Linked DNA regions of Homo sapiens: all the other regions are linked to region 1. Evidence: read pairs that join two places in POLR2A ChIA-PET (ENCODE). Cell type or tissue: MCF 10A. All regions are shown on one strand.

The links. ChIA-PET counts read pairs that join two places held together with the same protein. Peaks named below come from ENCODE experiments on the same cell type or tissue, not always from the same donor. Only the 100,000 strongest peaks of a DNase experiment are listed, where the experiment ranks them.
Region 2: POLR2A ChIA-PET joins it to region 1 with 6 read pairs; 5 of 35 experiments call an interaction of 5 or more read pairs at or near these places.
Region 3: POLR2A ChIA-PET joins it to region 1 with 7 read pairs; 2 of 35 experiments call an interaction of 5 or more read pairs at or near these places.

The regions. Positions count from the first base shown.
Region 1 is chr12:93,781,858-93,789,857 of GRCh38, reverse strand. All of the region lies in intron 2 of CRADD (CARD and death domain containing adaptor protein), which reads right to left. Among named protein-coding and RNA genes, the nearest start is that of CRADD-AS1, 48 kb to the right of the region's middle. RefSeq lists enhancers at 3,582-4,781, 4,794-5,293 and a silencer at 5,111-5,405. In MCF 10A, no CTCF peak of the experiment used is centred here; DNase peaks (open chromatin) are centred at 2,987 and 4,437.
Region 2 is chr12:93,574,930-93,582,929 of GRCh38, reverse strand. It overlaps SOCS2 (suppressor of cytokine signaling 2), which reads right to left. Exons shown (of 2, transcript NM_001270471.2): 2 at 6,185-8,000. The coding sequence ends at 7,751. Among named protein-coding and RNA genes, the nearest start is that of SOCS2, 6.3 kb to the right of the region's middle. RefSeq lists enhancers at 1-295, 296-796. In MCF 10A, no CTCF peak of the experiment used is centred here; no DNase peak of the experiment used is centred here.
Region 3 is chr12:93,427,216-93,435,215 of GRCh38, reverse strand. All of the region lies in intron 1 of UBE2N (ubiquitin conjugating enzyme E2 N), which reads left to right. Among named protein-coding and RNA genes, the nearest start is that of UBE2N, 11 kb to the left of the region's middle. In MCF 10A, no CTCF peak of the experiment used is centred here; no DNase peak of the experiment used is centred here.

The DNA of each region.
Region 1 (8,000 bases):
TTTCTAGAAGCTATCTTCTACAGAAAAACATCTCCTTTCCAAATTTTCCCTTCTTTCAGCATAATAAAGGTATACCATTTTTAACTACTTTATTGAGGTATACTTGATACACAGGAAACTGCACATATTTAAAGCATGCAATTTGATATGCTTTCACACATGTATCCAACCATGAAACAGTCCCCACCAGCAAGGTGATGTGCACACCCCTCATCCCTCAAAGTCTCTGCCTGCCCCTTTGTCATCCCTCCCTTCCACCACACTCTATGCCTCATCTCCAGCAAACACTGAGCTGCTTCCAATTTTTTAAAGATACATGATTTTTTAGAAAATGTTTCAAATCAGAAACTAAAGTCTATACTGAACATTATTGTTTTACATGTGCTCCTTAGTCATCCCCTGGCTCTTCTAAACCAATCGTCATCCTGTCTCTAAAGTGATTAGAAATACTGGAAGTCGAATACTGTATCTTCAGTTCTTTCATGCTCCTGCAGAGTTGGCTATGTCAAGGCTGCATGCACAGCCTGTTCAGGAAAAGTGGATGGACCACCTTTCCCCTGAAGCACATCTCCAGCTTCCCAGGCAATCCGCTGGAGGCAAGCTACACACATTCTGAAAATAAATGACTGCATCAGGTACTTCTTAGCCTCTGCTTGGGGAGAAACACTGACCTAGCCTCTCACAGAAAAACTCTGGTACTCTGGGAAATACGAAGATTTTGTCAGTCAACATAGGAAGTGGGAAAGAGAAAGATGGGGCAGGGGAGATTAAAAAATAAAAAAAAGGAACCACCACCCCAGTCTCTCACCTTGAAGTGGTTGACCACCAAGGATAAGACATACAAATAATGCACACAGAAAAAGAGCTAAGAACTGTAGAACACAGTGCTCCAGGGGTCCAAAGGAAGGAGAGGTGCTTCTATTTCAGAGTAGCCCAGGCTCCACTATGGAAAGGCTGATGACGACAGGGACTAACATCCACAGTTCCCCAAAGGCTCTCCCGTGCCCTGTCTCCTGTGATTCCCACAAGAGTGCTGTGAATAAAACAGTGGTATTGGTTTCCCTTAAATGGTGGGAAAACTGAACCTTGTATAGGTCAGGAGACTGCTAAAGAGAGGCAGAGCTGGGGCTGGAAAGTTTGTCTTTTGATCCCAATGCCATTGCTGTTTCTATGACACCAGACAGCGTTCTCAGGTGGAGGATATCTAGACAACTAGACAACAACTACCTCACACCCTCCCTTTAAAATCAAGAACATTCCTGAATCAAGAATAGTCAAGAGACAAAAATAAATTTTAAAAAATCAAGAACATCATTCTAACAAGGGTCCAGTGGTACATTTGCTAAGGAGGTGCTCTGAGAGCCACCACTGGGCCTCAGAGACCACACACACTGTGGTCAGGTGTTGATACGGGTTGGCTGTGTCCCCACCCAAATCTCATCTTGAATTGTAGCTCCCATAATCCCCACGTGTCATGAGAGGGACAAGGTGGAGATAACTGAATCATGAGGATGGTTTCCTCCATCCTGTTCTCGTAATAGTGAGTGAGTTCTCACGAGATCTGATGGTTTTATAAGAGGTTTCTCCCTTCGCTGGGTACTCATTCTCTCTCCTGCCACCTTGTGAAGAGGTGCCTTCCACCATAATTCCCGAGGCCTCCCCAGCCTGAGAAACTGTGAGTCAATTAAATCTCTTTCCTTTAGAAATTACCCAGTGTTGGGTATTTCTTCATAGCAGCATAAGAACAGACTAATACAGGTGACATGGCAGAGATGGGTTTCCTCCAGAGCGTACACACATTCCAATGGTCATGAGATGAGCCATATTTCAAATGCAATAAAGAGACTTACCACTTCACAACCTCCAAATAATCCTACAAGGAAAAGACAGGATAATTACCAACACTACTATTAATTACTCTCAAGTTTCTTGTTGAGTGAGTTTGCATTCTTGAAGATCAGGCTTCCTTAGGTGAAGCATGCTCATGGCCTCACCATCCTCACCATGGTAAGTGATAATGCCTGCCATACAGTGGACTCCAAAAGATGTTTGTGGAATGAACAAATGAGGTCAATAGGCCACACTACAGAACTCTTTAATTCTCATGTTAAACATGCTGATAGGAAATTATCTGTCCCTAAATCATGGCAGAATAATCACAGTCAGCTATGAGGCAATCCTTTCCAGTTTGGATAGTTTTAAAGAACTTGGTATAAGCATGTATTTCTTTCCATTAAGGTCCTTTGAGAGTGGATCTTATTTGTTTCATTTTCTTGGAGAAAATCTATCCCTGAACTTGAAAAAACAACATTTCAAAGGAAAAAACAAAGACACTGAGTTTGCTAAGAGGTTAAGTACAAGGTTCAGCAGACGTACTACAACACATGCACATGTGAGCACCACTTATTTCAAAGTTAGCCTGTTAGGGAGCTACAAATATATTCCAGTGATACTGGTTTGGGGCAAAAAATGTGCAGAATGCCTTTTTGGAACTATCTTTTTCTCTACAATCAGTTGATGTGATATTAAAAAAAAAAAAAAAAAAAAAAAAACCCTGTCATACTACTTTACAGTCCTGGCTCGTTTTTAACGAAAAATTACTCTAGCCAGTTTAACCACCACCCATGAGGCTGACTTAGTGATGAACAACTCTTGGCCAGTCCCTGACATCAAATCCACCTTCTAAGAATAAATACCACTAGGGTAAAAAAAAAAAAAAAAAAAAAAAATCTTCAGCAGAATGTGCTAAGGGCTCTAAAAGTAAATTCCAAAGAGAGACTTCAAAGATATTTTGAGCAATAGCAACATTATTGGAAGATATGTATAACCTCTCAAAGTGGACTCATACACAATTTGCACAAACTGCAATATAAATCCTTAAATAGCCGAAACATACTTGTAGGCAACAATTCCATTATGTTTTGGTCATCTTTACATTATTCCCCTGGCATAGTGCCTAGTACATAGTAGGGCATGCAGCAAATGTTTTCAAAATTAGATTTTCTATGGGAATAAAGTACAGAATTACCATTAGTCACAGAAGGGCCATTACTCACTAGACTTTTGTCCTAAGGAGAAAATGATGTCTCGTGTTTCCTCATTGTCAAAGGTGGGTTTTATTGCTTTAGGGGCTCTACCTCAAGACAGTAACTGACAGATCTATTTGGTTTTACTGCCTTCTACCTCTACTGGCAAGTAGAAAACTTATCCCTCTGAATGTTGTCTCTTAAAGAAATCTTTATTTTAAAACAACTAAAATGTAAATTGAAGGGATTTCAGAATCTATAAAGAAGCGCTGGCATCTACTACACTTTTAAAAACTGTGAGCAACTGGCCATCAAGACAAAAATTTAAAAATTATACAGGATCTACCTCCATAGAAAAGGTAATGGAATTCCCTTTGAGGATGTGCCTACTATGTATACTTAATACATAGTACCCGCAGTCTTCAGGAAATCCTACAAAAGAGGTATTATCATTCTCATTTCTACAGATAAAGAAACTTGAAGCTTTGAGAAGTTAAATACAGATGTATACGTTTACACATTCCTTAGAGGGCAGAGCTAAGGTTCAAATTTAGGTCTGTTAGAATCCAGGTCTGTCCTTCATCTCTCAACTGTGGAGTTTATTCCAGAAGTCTAAAGCAGAGGGCCCACTGGCCAGCCAAAGGGGGCCTAAAACAGTGATTTGATAAACATGAATGAATTGCCAAAGTTTAGAAATATGAGGTTTTGCATAAAACATGGATTTGTACCTCCATTATATCAAACCTACATCATTCGTGTCTTCATAGGCCCGGCAGTTAATGCTTTTGAGTCTGTGACCTTTGCTATTCCCTGCTGCCTCCCCAACACTTTCTTTTAAAGGAAAAACCAAACCTAATGCTCCACCAGTCCTGTCTTACCTGTATATCCCACAGGAATTTAGAATCATACCATTTTGATGAAGTAAGATACAATCACTGAGATCAAGTACACGACTTTATGGTGAATTTAAGGCCAAAGGGTCACGTGACTTGTTCATGGTCACAAGCTACAGGCCTCGATCCCATACGTCCTTATTCTTGTCTGCTCTGCTACTCAGATTCTCACTGGCAACCAAACATATATATGATTTAATGGCCTGTGAAGTAGGGTAACACCATTCTTCCACAATTCCCTTTGAAATGACTATCATGAGCTTGCATTTCTGATGAACATGCTGGAACTGCTAAGACTTCACATCTATTTTCTTTCATTTGCCAAAAGTCCCCTATAAATAAATCACTCAGCTTCCACATATCCTCTCCTTGGTCTCCCATTCCTGTTCTGCCAGGAGCTGCCAGCAGTAGCTGTGGTTGAATACTGAAGGGGAAAAGAAGCTACAAAGGAAGCCCCAGTGGAGCATCTTTGACTTCTAACCCATAGGCCAGGGGATCGGGAAGACGCATACCAGTGAGTGACTCATAGGTCACACATACCAGTGGGTGACTCAAGCCACTACCCTTTGGAGTAGACACAATTTTTATTTTCATTTCGGATGTTCGTCAGAGGAAATCAGTTTGAATCATTTTCAATTATGTAAATACTAAAGCATATTTCAACCACATAAGATGGTAAAATTTTCTCCTCCTTTCTCTCAAAGGTACTAAGTTTATCAAATTAAATGATAAAACTTCCTCTCCCAGACTAGGAAAATACACCAAAAAATAGCTTGCCAATTGAAAATTATTTTTAGAGGTGTTTGGAGTATATGCATTATCAAACATAGTTCCTATTTTAAAAAAAAAAGCAAAACACAACATTGTACTTATTCCAATGTTTCTATATGTGACTGAAGCCAGAAACTGTATTTGTCAAAATATCATTCTTTTGAGGAAAGTGATCAAATTAATAACGAGTTGTGCCTGAAGAGGTTTTGGAATCTCAAAGTAAGCAGGCTCTGTACTTTTCTAATTAATGAAGAACAGACAGCTCTTTATTAAGAAGAATCGACTTTTTATTTATACCAAAGTGGTGTTTCTTTGACATTTGTTTTTATTTCATTGCTGACCTACTTTCTTTCTGACAGTCTTGAATGAATATCTATTCTTATGTCCTTTAACCGTCTTGCAAGGTAGCCAGGCCAACTGGCTTTCCCCCTGGACAGTAAATCACTCTGGGACTCTGTGTTCTAATATCAACTCGGCCAGAGATTTGCCACGTGTGCTTTATCAGACTCTCCATCTCTTCTGCTTGACTTCAGACATCTGCAAAGCTGAAAAACAGCTCTGACACAGAACAAAGGGTTTTAAGGTGCTCTGAAAGCCCACAGAGGGCCAAACCATGACAGCTGTGGATTAGCACGTGCTCACTTCATTCTGCTGGTGCTTGGAGACTGCACAGTGGTTAGAAGAGGAAAGGCTCAGGGGTCAGACGGCCTGGGTTTAGAGCCCAGCTCTGCCATTTATTAACCGTGCAACCTTGGGCAACTCACTTAACCTCTCTGTGCTGCGGCCACCTCAGCTATAAAATGGGACATTGAGAGTTAAACATGATTAGATATTCAAAAGACTTAGTGCAGTGCCTGTCATACCATAAAACTTAGTAAATATCAGCAGTATTTATTATTTTTCCATTTTTGATGCCCTCACTGACATGCCCTGAGTGTGAGTAAAATTTTGTCATTCAGCTTGACTATATTTAGCGCCTCGATTCTTGAAGGAAACAACGTCAGAACCATTAGTATAATTTCCTAAGATCTAGTCAGACATCTCTAGGGCATAAATTGTTACGTGGGACCAGCCATGAAGTACCGCACTGCAGGTGTTTTGGAAAGTCGCACTAAATCTAAGCAGAGGATGTGAACCCCGTGCACCCTGCAGCAAGAGTTTGGCGAGGTGGCTTGCTACTCACTCTCTTCCCTGACTGATGTCTGGTTCTGACATCCAGAGCATGACACATGACAGATGACAGCGACACATCTGCACATGCCCACCAGCACACCCAGGTTTTACAAAAGCCAATGTCATTTTTTCAGTAAGTAAACAAAATAGTGGCACAAGGGATGTGCAGAATTTCACTTGTTCATTTGCTTTGACATTTTTAGGGAATTTCTTGTGATAGTCCTAAAAATATTTTACAAACACATGAAAAATGAAATTAGCCATTTTTCTCAGGCTTCGACTTCTAACAAAAAAGATTATCAAATATAAGCTTTTGAAGAACAAGCATAAATAAATGTTATTTTATGGCTTAAAGTTACAATTTATAGGCTTTTACTCTTTTCTGAATATGAAGAAAGTTGCCACACATTTTGCTTTTATCACTGCTTGCCTTTGATGAAATCTTTGTAATTGTTACAGTAACAACCATACCTTGCATCTTTCTCACATGCAAAAAACACAAATGCTACTCCACTTGATCTATCTTAATTTACTCATTGTTTAAAATTTATCCATAAACAAAATTAAAAATAAAAAAACTTAAAAATTATAAAATCAGAGGACTACTCCTGGGAGCCAGCATAAAATAAAACAAAAGAGCTCAGATTTTGGACACAGGCAGACCTGGATTTGTGGGTGAGAAACTTAGTCCCTTCTCTGCTTTGATTTCCTCATCTGTAAAATAATAATAATAATAATAATAATAATAATAATAATAATAATAATACCTATACCTGTAACTTGGAAGGCTGATGGTACCAGGACAGTCCCTGGGGGAAAATGTGGCCCAGCAAATGATTTCTTAAGAAATAGAAGGAAAGTAAAAAGGAAAGGAAAGAGGCAAAAAAGGAGGGAGTAGCAGTGACTCTCCCCAGGCTATACAAATTGGGTTATAACCCAGGCCTTCTGCCAAAATTCTGCCTCTCAAATAGAACACTTGACTGTTTTTATTATGTGAATTTTCCATACATAACAAAGTAGAGGAAAGTGTAAAGAACCCCCAAAAACCTATCACCAAGCTTCAACAATTATTATATTTTACCATTCTGATTTCACGTATTTCCCTATACACATACTTTTTTTCTTTTGAAGGAGTATTTTTTAAAGAGTCTTAGGCCTCATATTAATTCATTAATAAGTGCTTCTAAATAGATAAGGACTTTTAAAACTCACAATACCACCAACTCAATAAAATTACCAGTAATTCCTTAGTAACATGTAATAAACAGAGTATGTTTTATTTTTGCCTGTTTAAAAAAAAAGGCATTTTTTTAGTTAGTCAGTTGTTCAAATCAAGTTCCAAACAAGATTCATACCTGCATTTGGTTTACAGGTCCCTTAAGTCTTTTTTTTTTTTTTTTCCTGAGACGGAGTCTCGCTGTTGCCCAGGTTGGAGTGCAGTGGCGTGATCTCAGCTCACTGCAGGCTCCATCTCCCACCCTTAAGTCTTTTTGTTTTTTTTAATTATACTTTAAGTTTTAAGGTACATGTGCACAATGTGCAGGTTTGTTACATATGTTTACATGTGCCATGTTGGTGTGCTGCACCCATTAACTCCTCATTTAGCATTAAGTGTATCTCCTAATGCTATCCCTCCCCCCTCCCCCAACCCCACAACAGTCCCCGGTGTGTGATGTTCCCCTTCCTGTGTCCATGTGTTCTCATTGTTCAATTCCCACCTATGAGTGAGAACATGCAGTGTTTGGTTTTTTGTCCTTGCGATAGTTTGCTGAGAATGCTGGTTTCCAGTTTCATCCATGTCCCTACAAAGGACATGAACTCATCATTTTTATGGCTGCATAGTATTCCATGGTGTATATGTGCCACATTTTCTTAATCCAGTCTATCATTGTTGGATATTTGGGTTGGTTCCAAGTCTTTGCTATTGTGAATAGTGCCGCTATAAACATACGTGTGCATGTGTCTTTATAGCAGCATGATTTATAATCCTTTGGGTATATACCCAGTAATGGGATGGCTGGGTCAAATGGTATTTCTAGTTCTAGATCCCTGAGGAATCGCCACACTGATTTCCACAATGGTTGAACTAGTTTACAGTACTTAACAGTTCCCCATCTCTACTTTTTTCTCGTAGCAT
Region 2 (8,000 bases), 210 kb after region 1:
CTGTACTACAATCTACGTAGAAACTGAGACTCCACTGATAGGTGGAGCCTGCCTCTCCTCTGAGCACTCTCACCCCAATGTACTATCACATCTGGGCAGATGGGACCTCCTTGGAAGGGACCAAAAATCCTGAAGGCTCCAGGCTCTTCAATTTACAGATAACAGAGATTCAATGTTTGGCCCAAGGTCAGAGAACCAGAGTGGACCCCAAGTTTTCCAATTCCTAGTTCAGGGTTGTGCCCGCTGCACCGCGACCTCTTGCTTTCCTGAGAAGAGAATCTGTGCCAGTTACCCCAACTTGCCCAAAGTGGAAGCCGCTCCTCAAAGGGAAGCGTGCAATCTGTGTGACTCAAAGCCGCATACTCCAGGGCAAATCTGAGCCTGCAGCCAAGGAAGGAAAGAGTCAACCTCTGACTCTCTCTCCAATCTTCTCACAAGGACTACCTCCCTCCTACCTAACACTTAACCGGTCTCCCTCTCTCCGCCCTTGCTTTGTTCCAAGCCATTTTTCCAAAGGACCTCCAGAGGGATGATATAAAACACAAACTTAGTTCTGTTGTTTTCCCCTCCATTTAAAAAGCTGACATCTGCTCCCTACTGCCCTCAGGATAAATTCCAAGGTTTTCAGCCAGGCCTGCAAGATCTGCCCCAAGTCACCCTCAGACAGCACCTCCCAGAAGCCTCATCTCTACCCTCTTCTTCAACCTTTCAGCCAAAAGATCTTCCCCACTCAGCAGGTCTGAGGACTCCTTCCAGTCTATTAACACTCAGACACAAGATACCTTCCTCTGGGGGCTTGTCTTCATAAACCCTCAAAGCAGGTCAATGGCACCCTGTCCGCAAAGTAACTACACTGCCTTTAACAATGCATTTTACAATAAGTTATTCATGTAATTACAGCTCCTATACAATATGGTATCCTGAGATGCAGAACCTGGGTTTGATTCATGACTTCCCTACTTGACTGGGCAGGATATTTGACCTAAGTTTCTGTTTCATTTGGAATAAATGAGGGTCATACATACCTCATCAGGTTGTTGTGAAGATGAAATGCAATGGCTAAGCAGGGTAATGGGATATATTAGACTGTTTAATAAATGTTAGTCCCCATCCTCTCCATCCTTTCTCATGGTCTGTAAGAGCTCCCTCAATGAAAGAACACTTCCTACTGTTGAGTAATACAGTAGACATTCAATAAACGTTGGCAGAAAGGAGAGAAGGAGGGAGAAAGCAGGTGAGAAGGGAGGGAGGAAGAAAAAAAAAGAGAAAACTAATGAGATAAATGAACGAAGCTAGAAGGAAAAAAGAGGCCCTGATCTATTAGAGCTGAGTTGTTGTAAACAATGATCACATGATGTTGAGATTGCCTAACACCTTCCTACTAAGAAATTGAAAAGGTAGCTACAGATACCCCAGAGTAACTAGAAAAAGACACAGAATCAGGAGATGGCCTGATCCATAGTAGAAGACAATGTAACCCAATATAAGATTGACACACATTAAAAAAAAAAAAAATCATTCCTTGAATTGTTCACTCCTATTCTGCTCTAAGCACTGGGCTTGGTATAAAAGAGGCTACAAATAAACTGATCTTACCCTAATGAGGTCTCAATTATTGAGGAGGACATAATACCTAGATCAGTGCTATGTTGTTAAATCAGCTATCTGGTGGCGGAGAGTCTTAATTTATAGCATCTGCCTATTTCTGTGGTGTAATACTCCCACCATGGCTGATTCAATCTATCAATAATTTATGCATAATGATTGAGCTCACAAAATCTCTCAGTTTTTAGTAATTGACTCTCAGGAGCCTCCACACACTACTGATGCTCCATCTCCCTTACTTTTCTCTCTTGATATTTTTTTAGCCAGTTTGTTGCATATTAACATCCCTATCACATGATGGACAAGGAAAATAAAATGAGAGAACAGAGAAGCAGCTGATTTTTCTGTCAGTGGTTCTAGCAAAGGAGACAGAATGGGGAGGAAGTTGAAACTATTGGCTAGATGTGTTTATGGGCTTCTACTATTCCCCAGTCTCTCTGCCTCTTATTCCTACAGATAATTAAGAGCAGATGCTCTAATCCAATATGCAAAATACAAAGACACTTTCTGACCAAATACAGAATTGATGGCCACAACCTAGAAATAAAAATGAAGAGAAACAAGCTATGCTGGAAACCTAAGATGGGTCAAGTTCATCAAGATGGCAAGGGGGAATGTTAAAATGGGAAGTCAAACAACTTTCTCTGGGTAGAAATAACATGGCCTCTTTTTCTTTTCCTTTTCTTTTTTTTTTTTTTTTTTTTTTGAGACAGTCTCACTCTGTTGCCCAGGCTGGAGTGCAGTGGTAAGATTGCCGCTCACAGCAACCTCTGCATCCCAGGTTCAAGCAATTCTCCTGCCTCAGCCTCCCAAGTAGCTGGGACTATAGGTGTGCGCCACCACACCTGGCTAATTTTTGTATTTTTAGTAGAGATGTGGTTTCGCCATGTTGGCCAGGCTGGCTCGAACTCCTGACCTCAAGTGATCCGTCCACCTTGGCCTCCCAAAGTGCTGGGATTGCAGGCATGAGCCACTGTGCCTGGCTAACATGGATTTTTTCTGAATGTTAAAGATCACAGCAGCATTCTGGACCAAACACTAAACAGGAAAAAGGATACCAAACTAACAGAAGGGAAAAAATGCTTAGCAAAAACAAACAAATTTTTATCTTTAACACTGTAGGAAACCGGAAACTGGGGAGATGTAGGAAAATTTTATGAAGTTGTGTGATGGTTTAACTGGCGAAAAAGTCTCACCCCACCATGGCAAGGGGGCTCCTTGGGTGGCATTTATGCTGAGACAGGAGAAGAAGGCAGCTGGCGATATTTCCTTTTCTCTCACTAGGACTCTGGCAAGCCTTTCTCTAAGAGAGGCAAAGCCACGTGAATAATACATCACAAAATGCACTTCTGATCTAGGGCAAGTCAGAATGCCTATAAGTTAAGGATGTGGGTCAAAGTGAGAGTTGTCTGTAAAAGCAGTTAGTTTTATCTTTACAAATGCATGTTTATTGAAGTAAGTCCTATTCTCTGTGGCACACTTAGCTGATCCAGCCTCCTTTGCTGACAAAGCTCAGGAAGGGGTAGATAGGAAAAGCCAGCTCTGCTCCATGACTTCAGACACTGGGGACTCCAGGACTTTTAGAGGCCACTCTAACAACACTTGTTACCTTTATTACCATAGTAATAGTCACCTGAACTCAAGCCACACAGAGGAAAAGTTAGAAAAATCAAAAATATGTGAAGATGAGAATATAAGAACCATGCATATGAAGAAATGAAACAAAACTCTCACAGAATCGTTCTTACTTACAGACATACAGCAGCAGAAGCAAAGGAATGGAGGGCATTTTTATTCCGTGCAAATGAAGGTTAACTTAACACTGAAAAAGGAGCCTGCCATACTTAAAAAATAAGTAGATTTAAAAAAAAAATGCCCATAACAAAAGTGTGGCATCTGGGGCTGGTTACTTGCTTCACAACCTGAATGGAACCAAAAAGAGATACAAAGAGATTTAATCTTAAGGTAGTCCAAATCATTCAATTACCCAACTCAAGGAGAGTATAATTATCCTCTTTCACTGGAGTATCATGCGGCCAGAAAGGCTGTGTTAGATAAGTCAAGAGGGCAACTTTATGATAGGAAAGGGAGAAAGTAAGGCAGGAATTAACTATCCCTTATGCCCATGAATGGGCAAAAGCAAGAATGGGTCCTGCTGGTAAGGATGGGAGGGCGGGCAGTCGCCCAGGCATTGTGGCTGGGTGTGTGTCACATCTGGTGGAGGTAGAAATGAGATCATCAAACAGCATGGATGGGAGGTTTTGGATTTTAAAACAGCAAACAGATTAGAAATGTTAAGGAGTTAAAATCAACAAAAAACTAATGTGGATCAAGACATCATGAAATCCAGCAGAGGCAGATTTTTCAGAATCGGGTAGAGGAGGCCAAGAACTGTAATTATCCCACAGGGTATTCCACAGGCCTGGCTTCTGAATCCCAGCGGAAGAAATATATGATGTTAAGAGAACTGTAGGACTTGCAGGAAAGCAAAGAAGAGTCTCGGCAATTTTATCAAAGGGTAGGAGCGTGCAACTTTTACAAATAGTAATCCTAAGACTAAAATATCTGCGTTTGAATCCTGACTCTGTCATTGATTGGCTGGGTTGTGTGCCTGTGTGTGTGTGTGTGTGTGTGTGTGTGTGCGAGCATGCAAATCTCCCAGCCCCTCTGGATCTGAAAGTCTTCCATAAAATCCATAATATGTGATCTAAAAAGTGGTTTCAAGCTTTAAAATTCTAAGAAGTTAAAAAAACTGGGAAAGGAGAATACAGAAGACCTCTTAAGTAAATGAAAGGCCTACAAGAACATTGTTTTGCTCTAAAGGATAGAAAGGACGACTTAAAGACGGAGACTTCAGCCCAGCTGTTAGACATAACCACAGCCACTCAAACCCCACCTACCCCGTGCCTAAACTCACAACTGAGAAGGGCATAGCCTGGTCTCAGGACATTCCATCCTTTGGATTACTTGACGAAGATGACGTCTCTGTCTCCTACCCTCCTAACAGGGTACAATTTTCTAAAAGCAGAGAAAATCCTTCCCAAGAAAATAAACACTCCCAAACAACTGTCCCATTCTGTTACCTATTTGGATTACATAATTATTATGAAGTCAAGACTTTCTTACTGACACACCAAAAAAGACCTCTCATCTCATAAGCTGAACTGCCTTTTTCTCCACTATCCAAAGTTCCAAAAAATCTCCAAGTCCCTAAAAAGCAATCACCACTGCTCACTGTAATGGTCATGAAAAACTGCACTGCCTCATCTCTGCCCAGAACAGAAACTGAGGTCAAAATATTTTCAGAGTTTGGGGATATATAAGTCTTGTATACCATATTCTTCAACAACAACAATAATAAATATCCTCACAAATGCCCTAAATTGCCCTACATTGGGAGAAAACACTGGATATTCTTCCAGGCTTTGGTGAGGATAATTTAGACAAGTGTACTTTTTTTCCACCATGTATAAATGGGGCTACCAATAATTGGTAACTGGCATTGATCAGCCACTAAATCAAATAGGAAGCCCCCTCCCCGCCCACCTGCACAGCAGTCATTATGAGCTCCCCTTTCAGGCGTGTTCAGGGGAAAAAAACCACTGGGCCAGGCTGACCAGAATCCCACAGAGCACAGTGCTAATTAAGGTATCTATACTTTTCCAGTTGATCTGGTTGAACAGCAGTAAAAACACCAAGGGTTCTTTTTCAGCCTGCTCTAACTTGTTTGTCTGGATCAATGTAGAAATTTTCAGCAGCAATTTGCTCTTCCCAATTCCTCTCCCGGGGGAAAAAAAAAAAAAAAAGAGCTAGGATATTCCTGGAATGCCTCTTGACTCACAAATCAGGAGGGGAACCTCCTATCATCATTGTACTTTGCTCATTTCGTTCTTGGGAAAATTAAATGAGATAATACAAGTGCTGAGTGAGAACCTGGTTCACAATAAACTCAATAAATAAATGATGTCAGTCATCGTAAAAAAACAAAACAAAACCAAAAATAATTGCCTCCTGATGTTTATCAACCTACTTGCAATATGGAAGATTGAAATATAAGGCAATAGGTTTCATGGCACACTCCAGAGATGTTTGTGCTGTCCTCCAGCCTTCTCATAATTAGTCACTTGCGAGCAGTAACTCAGAACTTTTTCCAATTTCACAGGTACTCATGCCTCACAACTGCCTCCCCACTCCCAGTAACTGAGAAATAGAGTGTTCAAAACAGTGACAATAGAAAGGCAAAAGACCTTTAAAGAAATTCCACAAAGCCCCTTGGCACTGATCATATAGAAGTTTTGCCAGAAAAATCAAACATCCAACACTAAACAGGTGTTGTCAGTGGGAGAAAAACGGTGAATGAAGCACAGATTCTAAGCATCCTCATCAAATGGTTATGGCCCCATCATAGATCCGACCCCAAATGTCTAGCTTTTCTTGAAGTTTTAGGCCACAAGTAAACTCTTCCTGAGGCACACCTAGCAATCTTTTGTGTTTGGCTCTGCTGTTTGGATATACATAGTATGTTTCCTGCCAGGCACAAAACCATTTTTCAACTTCTTCATGAAAATAAGGTAAGATATCCAGTAAGCAGGTTTTATTACAATTTATAACTGAATTTTCTCATTCACACAGGGTCCACCTTTATGGTGACACACCACAGGATTGTAGCTATGCAGGAAAATTTTAAAGCCATAAAATAAATAATGTCTGGACTCTAGAAAAGATGGTACATTTATAACAGTTATGCAGACTAACATAGCAAAAAATAAGTGGCCACAAAACTTTGTATTTTTCTTTAGTATTATGCCTACTCAACTTGTAAAAGACTGGCCATGTCATAATGTTTGTAGTTTCTAAACCATGTTTTTGGAAACACAGAGGACATCAGTGTTATGCCTATTCAAATTATAAAAGACCCGGCCACTTGACAATGCCTGTAGTTTCTAAACCATGCTTTCCAAATTGCAAAGGGGGCAGGTACAGCCCATAACTTTACAGAATGGCAAGTAATGTTCTACCTTTTGTTGAATAATTGGCTTATTTCACTTGACGTAAGTTTTTATGGCAATCCTCTATTACCATGAAAGTGTACGTTCTCTAGAACTCAATAAGTGCAACTTGTAGAAATCAGGTTTTTTTTATTTAATACATTCTAATCAAATAGTAACAGCAGTAAATAAACACTTTGAAAAACAGGCAGGTATCCCCCTGTATCTGGAAGAAAATTAAGTCAAAGTATTCTACACAGTAGAAGGGAGACAACTGTTTATGTCCATGGTTAGACAATTCAAGGACAACTTGGATATTTCTAAAGCCATTTCCAAAAAATCAATGGCAACAGGTTGGGACACAGCTATTTCAAAGGGTAGAATGCCTATACCTACATTGGTTTTTATTAACGGGGATTGAGTTGCACCTGTATAGCATGATATTCTTGTCTTTAGCTTTAAAGGAAAAGAGAAAGTCTTTTCCATTTGCACCAGTTTGAAATATTTCTGAAATAAGGCTCCCATAGAATGGATTACTACAGTACTCATTCACATGAGAGTTCCTACATGTAGTAAAAAGACAAATACAGGACTTCATGGTCACTTTTTTTGGTTGATTTGGTTAATTGCATAAAATGGGATAAATACTCACATACATCATCTGTTTAACAAAACTCCTAGGTACATCAGAATGCAAAATATAAAATGCCCAAGAGACTCTGATCAGCAGGCATATCAAATTGCAGTGAGGCCTGTGTCAGCTTGGTTCCTTCCCACTTCTTCAGTATTCCTATGAGGAGTTCTTTCTCTCCTACTGGAGCCTGGACCTTTGACATAATGGAAAAGAACCTAAGAAGGCAAGGCATTCTGATAAAACGCGACTTCAGCCTTTACATGCGACATTTTATTTTTAATCTAAAAGGATCAACAGGTCTTGGTCAGCCTTAGGAAGGGAAGCATCACTCAGGTAAAAGTATCTGGAGGAACTTTAAACACCTAGCTACCTCTTCAAGCTGTTAAATTTAAATTAGATTAGCTTCAGCTGTTCTTAGAAAGCATTCCATATAGTTATCCAGAGCACTCAAGTTTTGGTTCTCTTTTACATAGCTGCATTCGGAGATACTCTATGTGAGACATGTTTAAAAAAAGAGAAACATTTATACCTGGAATTTATATTCTTCCAAGTAATCTTTTAGTCTTGTTGGTAAAGGCAGTCCCCAGATGGCACCGGTACATTTGTTAATGGTGAGCCTACAGAGATGCTGCAGAGATGGTGCTGACGTGTAGAGCGGTTTGGTCAGATAAAGGTGAACAGTGCCGTTCCGGGGGGCTTCTGGACCTGTCCGCTTATCCTTGCACATCTGAACATAGTAGTCGATCAGATGAACCACACTGTCAAATTGTTTA
Region 3 (8,000 bases), 350 kb after region 1:
CAGGTGTGAGTCACCGCGCCTGTCCTATCTGTTGTTTTAAGCTCTGAAAATACTTGTCTGATAATGTTTTCTTCCAATTAAAAAAAGGCATGGAAAAGTTACCATGATGTTTCAGAAATATATGTACCTCCAGGTGGGGGCAGGGAAACTTAGCCAGGTATGGTGGTTCATGCAGTAATCCTAACAGAAGACTGAGGCAGGAAGATCCCTTGAATCCAGGAGGCCGGGGCTGCAGTGAGCTATTAGTGGCACCACTGCACCCCAGCCTGGGTAATAGAGGCAAGACCCTGTCTCTTAAATAAATAAATAAATAAATAAATAAATACAAACTCATTATGATGAAGACAGATTTGTTATAAGTTGTAATTAAAATCACCTTTGGAATTTAAGAAAAAACTTGTAAAAAATTTGACTAGGAACAGTGGTTCTTTAGTTCTTTCAGTTGTCTCACTTAAGAATTTTCTGACCTCTTCCTAGGAAAAAAAGCTATTTTTTTTAACGTATGACTTCTGGGGATTCAGATTCTTGCCAAGTTTATTTGTGGATTCCCTAGGTCTCCATGTGCTCCATGTTAAGAATCCTTGAACTGCTTTTGATAGTGATTAAACTTTCAGGCTCTAAAGATACTGTTTTAATATACTATCTAATGTTTTGATTATGAAATGTGAGCATAACTGAAAGTAAGTTAAAAATAGCAGTCAGTTCAGTATTCTTTTTTAAGCTCCTCTGTGTCAAGCAGTTCCTTTAGTCCAGATTGATCAACTCCTGCACAAGTGAAATTAAGTTTTGTCAAATTATCAAGTACTTTAGTATTCACTGTGCTAAATGACTGTGACTGGAAATGTTATGCATTTGCTTTGCTCAAGTTTGGAATTTTTTCCACACGTGTTAATGACCACTCTTAAAACCAGAGTTTTTTTTTGTTGAGACGGAGTCTCGCTCTGTCGCCAGGCTGGAGTGCAGTGGCACGAACTCGGCTAACTGCAATCTCCACCTCCCAGGTTCAAGCGATTCTCCTGCCTCAGCCTCCCGAGTAGCTGGAATTACAGGCACGCGCCACCACACCCAGCTAATTTTTTTTTATTTTTAGTAGAGACGGGTTTCACCATGTTGGCCAGGATGGTTTCAATCTCCTGACCTCGTGATCCACCCACCTCGGCCTCCTAAAGTGCTGGGACTACGGGAGTGAGCCACCAGAGTTTTACACATTAGAGAACATCTGTTCTATCCTTTTCTTTCTCTGGTGAGGAATTTGTAGGCCAAAGAAGTTGGATGACCAGATTCCTGATGTACAATTCGGTTCTTCTTCTTTTTTCCCTATACCTTATAGGATAGTTTACCTGTGTAAATGGATTTAAGAAGAAAATATGCTACAGATTCAAGTTGTATGGATTCTGAACACACATTATGTTTTCTGTTATAATGAACTATGGATGCATATGTGCTATAGAAATAAATACTAGAAACAAGGAAATGAGGACAGCAGCATCCAGCAGGGGCTTTTGACATTACAATTATAGTAATCAGAGTTCTGATTTAGGTGCCAAATTCGTATCTTATACAGTGCTGCTTTCTAAAAACAAAATAAATATGAGAGGCATAGTTTATGTAATAATATTATATCAAGGAAAAGAATTCTTATGTGTGTATGCGAAAAACGAGTTGGACTGTTGTTTCATTAGAGTTGAAATTTTCTTTGCAAATGTAATATATGAAGGAATGAATGTGGATATACCAATTAGGCAATTAAATAATAGGGAATCTTTTAACTTCAGCTAAAATCTTAGCAGCTTTTAAAATTTCTTCCCAAGTGAAGTGATTGATGGCCCTAGGGTCTTTTGTGGCAGAAACATGACTGTGTGGTTGGAAGAACTGGATAATTGGTTAAGAGCCCTCAGAATCAACAGAAATACTTCATTATTATTCATTCTTTCAAGGGCTACATGACACCATTGGGGGCATTTTATATTTTTTAAAAATCCTGGCCAGGCGCGGTGGCTCACGCCTGTAATCCCAGCACTTTGGGAGGCCGAGGCAGGAGGATCACAAGGTCAGGAGATCGAGACCATCCTGGCTAACATGGTGAAACCCCGTCTCTACTAAAAATACAAAAAAATTAGCTGGGCGTGGTGGTGGGTGCCTGTAGTCCCAGCTAGTCGGGAGGCTGAGGCAGGAGAATGGTGTGAACCCGGGAGCAGCAGAGCTTGCAGTGAGCGGAGATCACCCCACTGCACTCCAGCCTGGGCAACAGAGCAAGACTCCGTCTCAAAAAAAAAAAAAAACCTGAATGAAGCTATTCTAAAATTTCTTGAGTACTTAGGCACAGACATTTTTGGTTTTGAATTGGCCAGTAACTGAGATGCTTCTGAATAATTAGGATTCTACTGTAATTTAAAGTAATTTTAGATACTGGTTTCAGAATCTAAGGTTGACATATTTTGCATTAAAACAACTGGCTATGTTGTCTTTAGATTTTCAATTTTTTTTTTAGTTTTCAATACCTTCACATTATGTCTCTGTCAGTTTGGTTAATTTTGGGCAAATGAATTTATATTTTGAAAGTCTTTACAGTTCTAGGGATTGAAGGCATTGTAGTTAAGGAAACACTAGAAAGAACTAACAAATTTATATCATGAAACCATTGGTGATTTTTTTATTGCTCTGTAACTTTCTTAAGATTATAGCTTATACTCGGGAAAATGTTAGTAAGTAGCTGTTTTGTTTTGTTTTTTTTTTTTTGTGACTCTTAAAGACAACTAGATTACCATCTTACTATGAGGCAGGGACAAAGTGGTTTTAGTAACATAGGCCGATCCCAAGGCCAAATTTCAGTTTTCTGTAACCTTGTGATTTGCGTGTCTCTTTATTATCCATTCATGAGATTTTTTTTCAGTTCAATTAATTGGACATTCATTGAATGCATAATATGCATTTACCAGTAAGCCAGGTGAACAAGAAAGGCATCCCTGTGTAATGGAAAACACAGTCATGAAACAAATTTCTGTGGCCCAGGCTGGAATGCAGTGACGTGACTTGGCTCACTGCAACCTCTGCCTCCCGGGTTCAAGCAATTCTCCTGCCTCAGCCTCCTGAGTAGCTGGGATTACAGGTGCACGCCACCACACCCGGCTAATTTTGGTATTTTTAGTAGAGACAGGGTTTCACCATGTTGGTCAGGCTGGTCTCAAACTCCTGACCTCGTGATCCGCCCGCCTCAGCCTCCCAGAGTGCTGGGATTACAGGCAGGAGCCACCGCGCCCAGCCGAGGAAGTGTTTTTAAACTTGAAGAGTAAGAGTTTGCTGGGCCAAGAGAAGGAGGGAGTGTGAGTGAGTTTTTGGCACATGGGGCAGCAGATATGAAAGCTGGAAGGAGAGACAGAAAGCATGGCATCATCTAGAAATATAGTATGTGATGGATAATAGAATCAGGGTCTCATCAAAAATAATTATTACTGTTTAATGACTGTGTTCAAAGAGTTGGCATCAAGAATTGTTAGGCAAACAAAGTGTTTCTAATTATGAAATTCATATTTAGTCTGTGAACTATTCACTAGCATGCAGTGTGGCAGCTGTTCCTGAAGTGAGGTTGGTCATATAGTTTTTATTATGTAAAAATAGACATCTTTCATTGGCATCGTGTACCAGGCACTGTTCTAAGCATGTTACGTGCATTAATTTACTTAATTCTAATTGCAGTTTTATGATGTGTGGATATTAGTATCATTCCTATTTTATAGCTATGGGAACCTGCACAGAGGGACTTATTAGTTTCTAGAGCTATGATTTGAACCCAGGTGGTCTGATTCTGTAGACTGTGGATACTGAAGAACATGTCTATTCCTAGATAATAACTGGCAGTGCATGTATTTTTATACTGTATCATTTGGACACATGAAGTGGAAACATGTTTAAGAACAGGATCTAAGTGCTTAGCTTACTTGTTTTGGGTTGTGTTTTGTTTGTTTGGTTGGTTGGTTGGCTTTTTTTGAGACGGAGTTTTGCTCTTGTTGCCCAGGCTGGGAGTGCAATGGCACGATCTCGGCTCACTGCAATCTCTGCCTCCCAGGTTCAAGCGATTCTCCTGCCTCAGCCTTCCGAGTAGCTGGGATTACAGGTGCCCGCCACCACACCCGGCTAATTTTTGTATTTTTAGTAGAGACGGGGTTTCACCATGTTGGCCAGGCTGGTCTCGAACTCCTGACCTTGTGATTCGCCCGCCTTGGCCTCCCAAAGTGCTGGGATTACAGGCATGAGCCACTGCGCTTGGCTGTGTTTTTTTTTTTAAGATAGGGTCTCACTGTGTTGCCCAGGCATGATCATGGCTCACTGCAGCCTCAGCATCCCGAGTAGCTGGGATCACAGGCATGCACTACCATCCCCAACTAATTTAAAAAAATTTTTTATATATATATAAAATATATATTATGTACAATATAAAATATATATACATATATAATATATATTACATAGAGACAGGGTCTCCCTATGTTGCTCAGGCTGGTTTTGAACTCCTGGGCTCAAGTGATCCTCCTGTCTCAGCCTCCCACAGTGTTGGGATTACAGGCGTGAGCCACTGAGCCTGCCGCTTTTCTTGGTTTTTTTTAATCAGAAGTCTCTTTATTGTAATTTAATTAGAGGCTTTCCTACAAACATGAGACCCTGTTTAGTAACATAGTTCACTTTAAGATGGAATGCCTCTGGTCTGGATGGCATATTCTTTTCCTCCCCCTCCCCACCCAGCCAGTCCTGGATTTGAGGAATTTTGTGGTTCTGGTGAGAAGGGACTCTTTGCTGCTCTTTCTTACCGGCAAAATATACAGTCTTGAATCACTTAACGATGGAGTTACTTTCTGAGAAATGCACCATAGGCAATTTCATCATTGTGTGAACATCATAGAGTATATTTATACAAACCTAGATAGTGTAGCATGCTACACACCTAGGCTATGTTGTATAGTCTGTTGATCCTAGGCTACAAACCTGTTTAATATGTTACTGTACTTAATACTGTAGGCAGTTGTAATGCAGTGGTAAGTATGTGTGTATCAAAATAGGAAAGGTACAGTAAAAATCTGGTATAAAAGATAAAAAATGGTATACCTGTATAGGGCACTTAACCATGAAGGAAGCTTGCAGGACTGGAAGTTGCCCTGGGTGAGTGAGTGGTGAGTGGATTTGAAGGGCTAGGACATTACTGTACACTACGATAGACTTTATAAGCATTGTACACTTAGGCTACACCAAAAAATTTTTTAAAATGTTTCTTCAATAATAAGCCTTGGCTTACTGTAACTTTTTTATTTTATAAACTTATATTTTTAAACTTTTGATTTTTTTGTATTAACATTTAGCTTAAAACACACATCATACAGCTGTGCAAAAATATATTTTCTTTATATCCTATAAGCTTTTTTCTCTTACAATCTTTTTTAAAAAAACTTTTTTGTGAAAAACTAAGACATACACACACATATTAGGCCTATTCAGGATCAGCAGTATCACTGTCTTCCAGCTCCTCTTGTCCTACTCGAAGGTCTTCAGGGGCAGTAACACACATGGAGCTGTCATCTCCTGTGACAACAGTGCCTTCTGGAATACCTCCTGAAGGACCTGCCTGAACCTGTTTTACAGTCAACTTTTTTTTTTTTTTTTAACAAGCAGAAGGAATACACTCTAAAATAATCAATAAAAGTATAGTATAGTAAATACTAGGCAATAGGAATTTTTCAGTTCCATTATAATGTTGTGGGACCACTGTCTTTTGTGCAGTTGATCATTGACTGAAACTCATACAGCGCATGACTGTATTTAAAGTACCACTGAATCAGACTAATTTTAAACGAGAATTTTTTTTCTCAGTAAGTCTAAAAATATGTTAGAGTTATCTTGCATTCATTTATATATCAAGTTGAGTTTTGTGTTTTCTTTCTTTCTTTTTTTTTTTTTGAGACAGAGTCTCCCTCTGTCGCCCAGGCTGGAGTGCAATGGTGTGATCTTGGCTCACTGCAACCTCCGCCTCCTGGGTTCAAGCAGCTCTACTTCCTCAGCCTCCTGAGTAGCTGGGACTACAGGCGTGCACCACCACACCCAGCTAATTTTGGTATTTTTAGTAGAGACGGGGTTTCACCATGTTGGTCAGGCTGATCTTGAACTCCTGACCTCGTGATCCGCCCGCCTCAGCCTCCAAAAGTGCTGGGATTACAGGCATGAGCCACCGCGCCTGGCCTACACTTTTTCAAATAAAGTGCACTGTCCAGGACCCTGTCTTTATTGTTGTGGTTCAGGTAAGGGTTAAACTAAAAGTGCTGCAAGTTCTGTTCAGGGGCCAGCACTGACTGTGCTTAGAGAAGTACTTGGCCAGACCTTGCCTATTTCTTCTCCTAGTTTAATTGGCAGGGCTGCTGATGTATTGGCAAGGATGCCAAGACAAGAATCTATGGGCTATTTTCTCTGAACACTTGTTTCTAGTCTGAGTACTTAGTTCATGGTTATACATTGGAATTATCTGGGGAAGTTTGTAAATTTAACATTGCCAGCCCAACATATTTTTGTTGTTTTAAGAGCTGCTTATGATTTTAGTGTACACTTTGCAGAAACACTGGTCATATGTGTGCTTGGCTTCAATGCAAAGATGGGTAGAATGGGAGACAAAAGTAAAATCATACAGCTAGCACTGCTTTGTATATTGAATACAAAGGCATCAATGGGAACACCAAAGAAGTGACAGACTGGCCTGGAAAACCCTCAAGGTTGGTTTAGGGAAAGGTTTTTAGAGGATGATATTTGAGCTGAATTTTGAAGCATAAGTAGAAAAGGGGGAGTAGAATGTCGACATACCAGACCCAGGAGATATTTGAACTAAGACTGTGTAACTTGAGTCAGCATGTCTATGCTTGGATCACAGATACTTAGCTTCAAAAGTAATCTTTTAACTTGAAGTTTCTTTTCTTCAGAAGTGTAGTCCATGAATATATATTCATTACTAAAATTTCTGTTGGCTGGGTGCGGTGGCTCATGTCTGTGATCCCAGCACTTTGGGAGGCTGAAGCAAGTAGATTGCTTGAGCCCAAGAATTTGAGAAAAGCCTGGGCAACATGAAGAAGCCCCATGTCTACAAAAAAATACAAAAATTAGCCAGGTGTGGTGGCACATGTCTGTAGTCCCAGCTACTAGTTGGGAGGGTGAAATGGGAGGATCACTTGAGCCTGGGAGGTTGAGGCGGCAGTGAGCCAAGATTGTGTCACTATACTCTAGCCTGGGCGACAGAGCAAGATCCTATCTCAAAAAACTGAAAACTCTGTTAACATGCTGTGAATATGTTATATACTAAATAGTCAAGTAATAGATATTTATTTTCCCTTCACTTACTTTTACTATTCCAATCTCTAATTCATCGGTAAGATTCCAAAATCTCACTGAATATTGAAGGAAAACTCAAATGCTTCATTTATTTTTTTGAGGTATAATTCTCATACCATAAAATTCACCCACTCAAAGTGTACAGTTTAGTGGTTTTTTCATGTATTCACAAAGTAGTACAACATCATCACTTGCTAATTCCAGAAGATTTTTGTCACCCCAAAAAGAAAAACCCTGTGCTCATTAGCAGTCACTCTACCTTCAACCCCTGGCAACCATTTATCTGCTTTCCAATTCTATGGATTTTCCTATTGTACACACTTCATATAAATGGAATTATACAATATGTGGCCTTTTCTTTCTGGCTTCTTTCATTTAGCATGTTTTCAAGGTTCATGTATATTGTAGCATGTATTAGTACTTCATTCCTTTGTAAATATTTTACCTGAAGTGTTTTCTAAATAAAACCTTTTAAAAAGTGATAGTGCTGAAGGGAAGCAAGGTAGAATTTTTAGGAGATAGGTAATCTGTATTGGCTCTCATAAAACTAGTCACATGTGAAGCCTGCATTGCTTTAGAACAGGGATTTCCAACCTTTTGGCTTCCCTGGGCCACAGTGGAATAAGAATTGTCTCATGGCT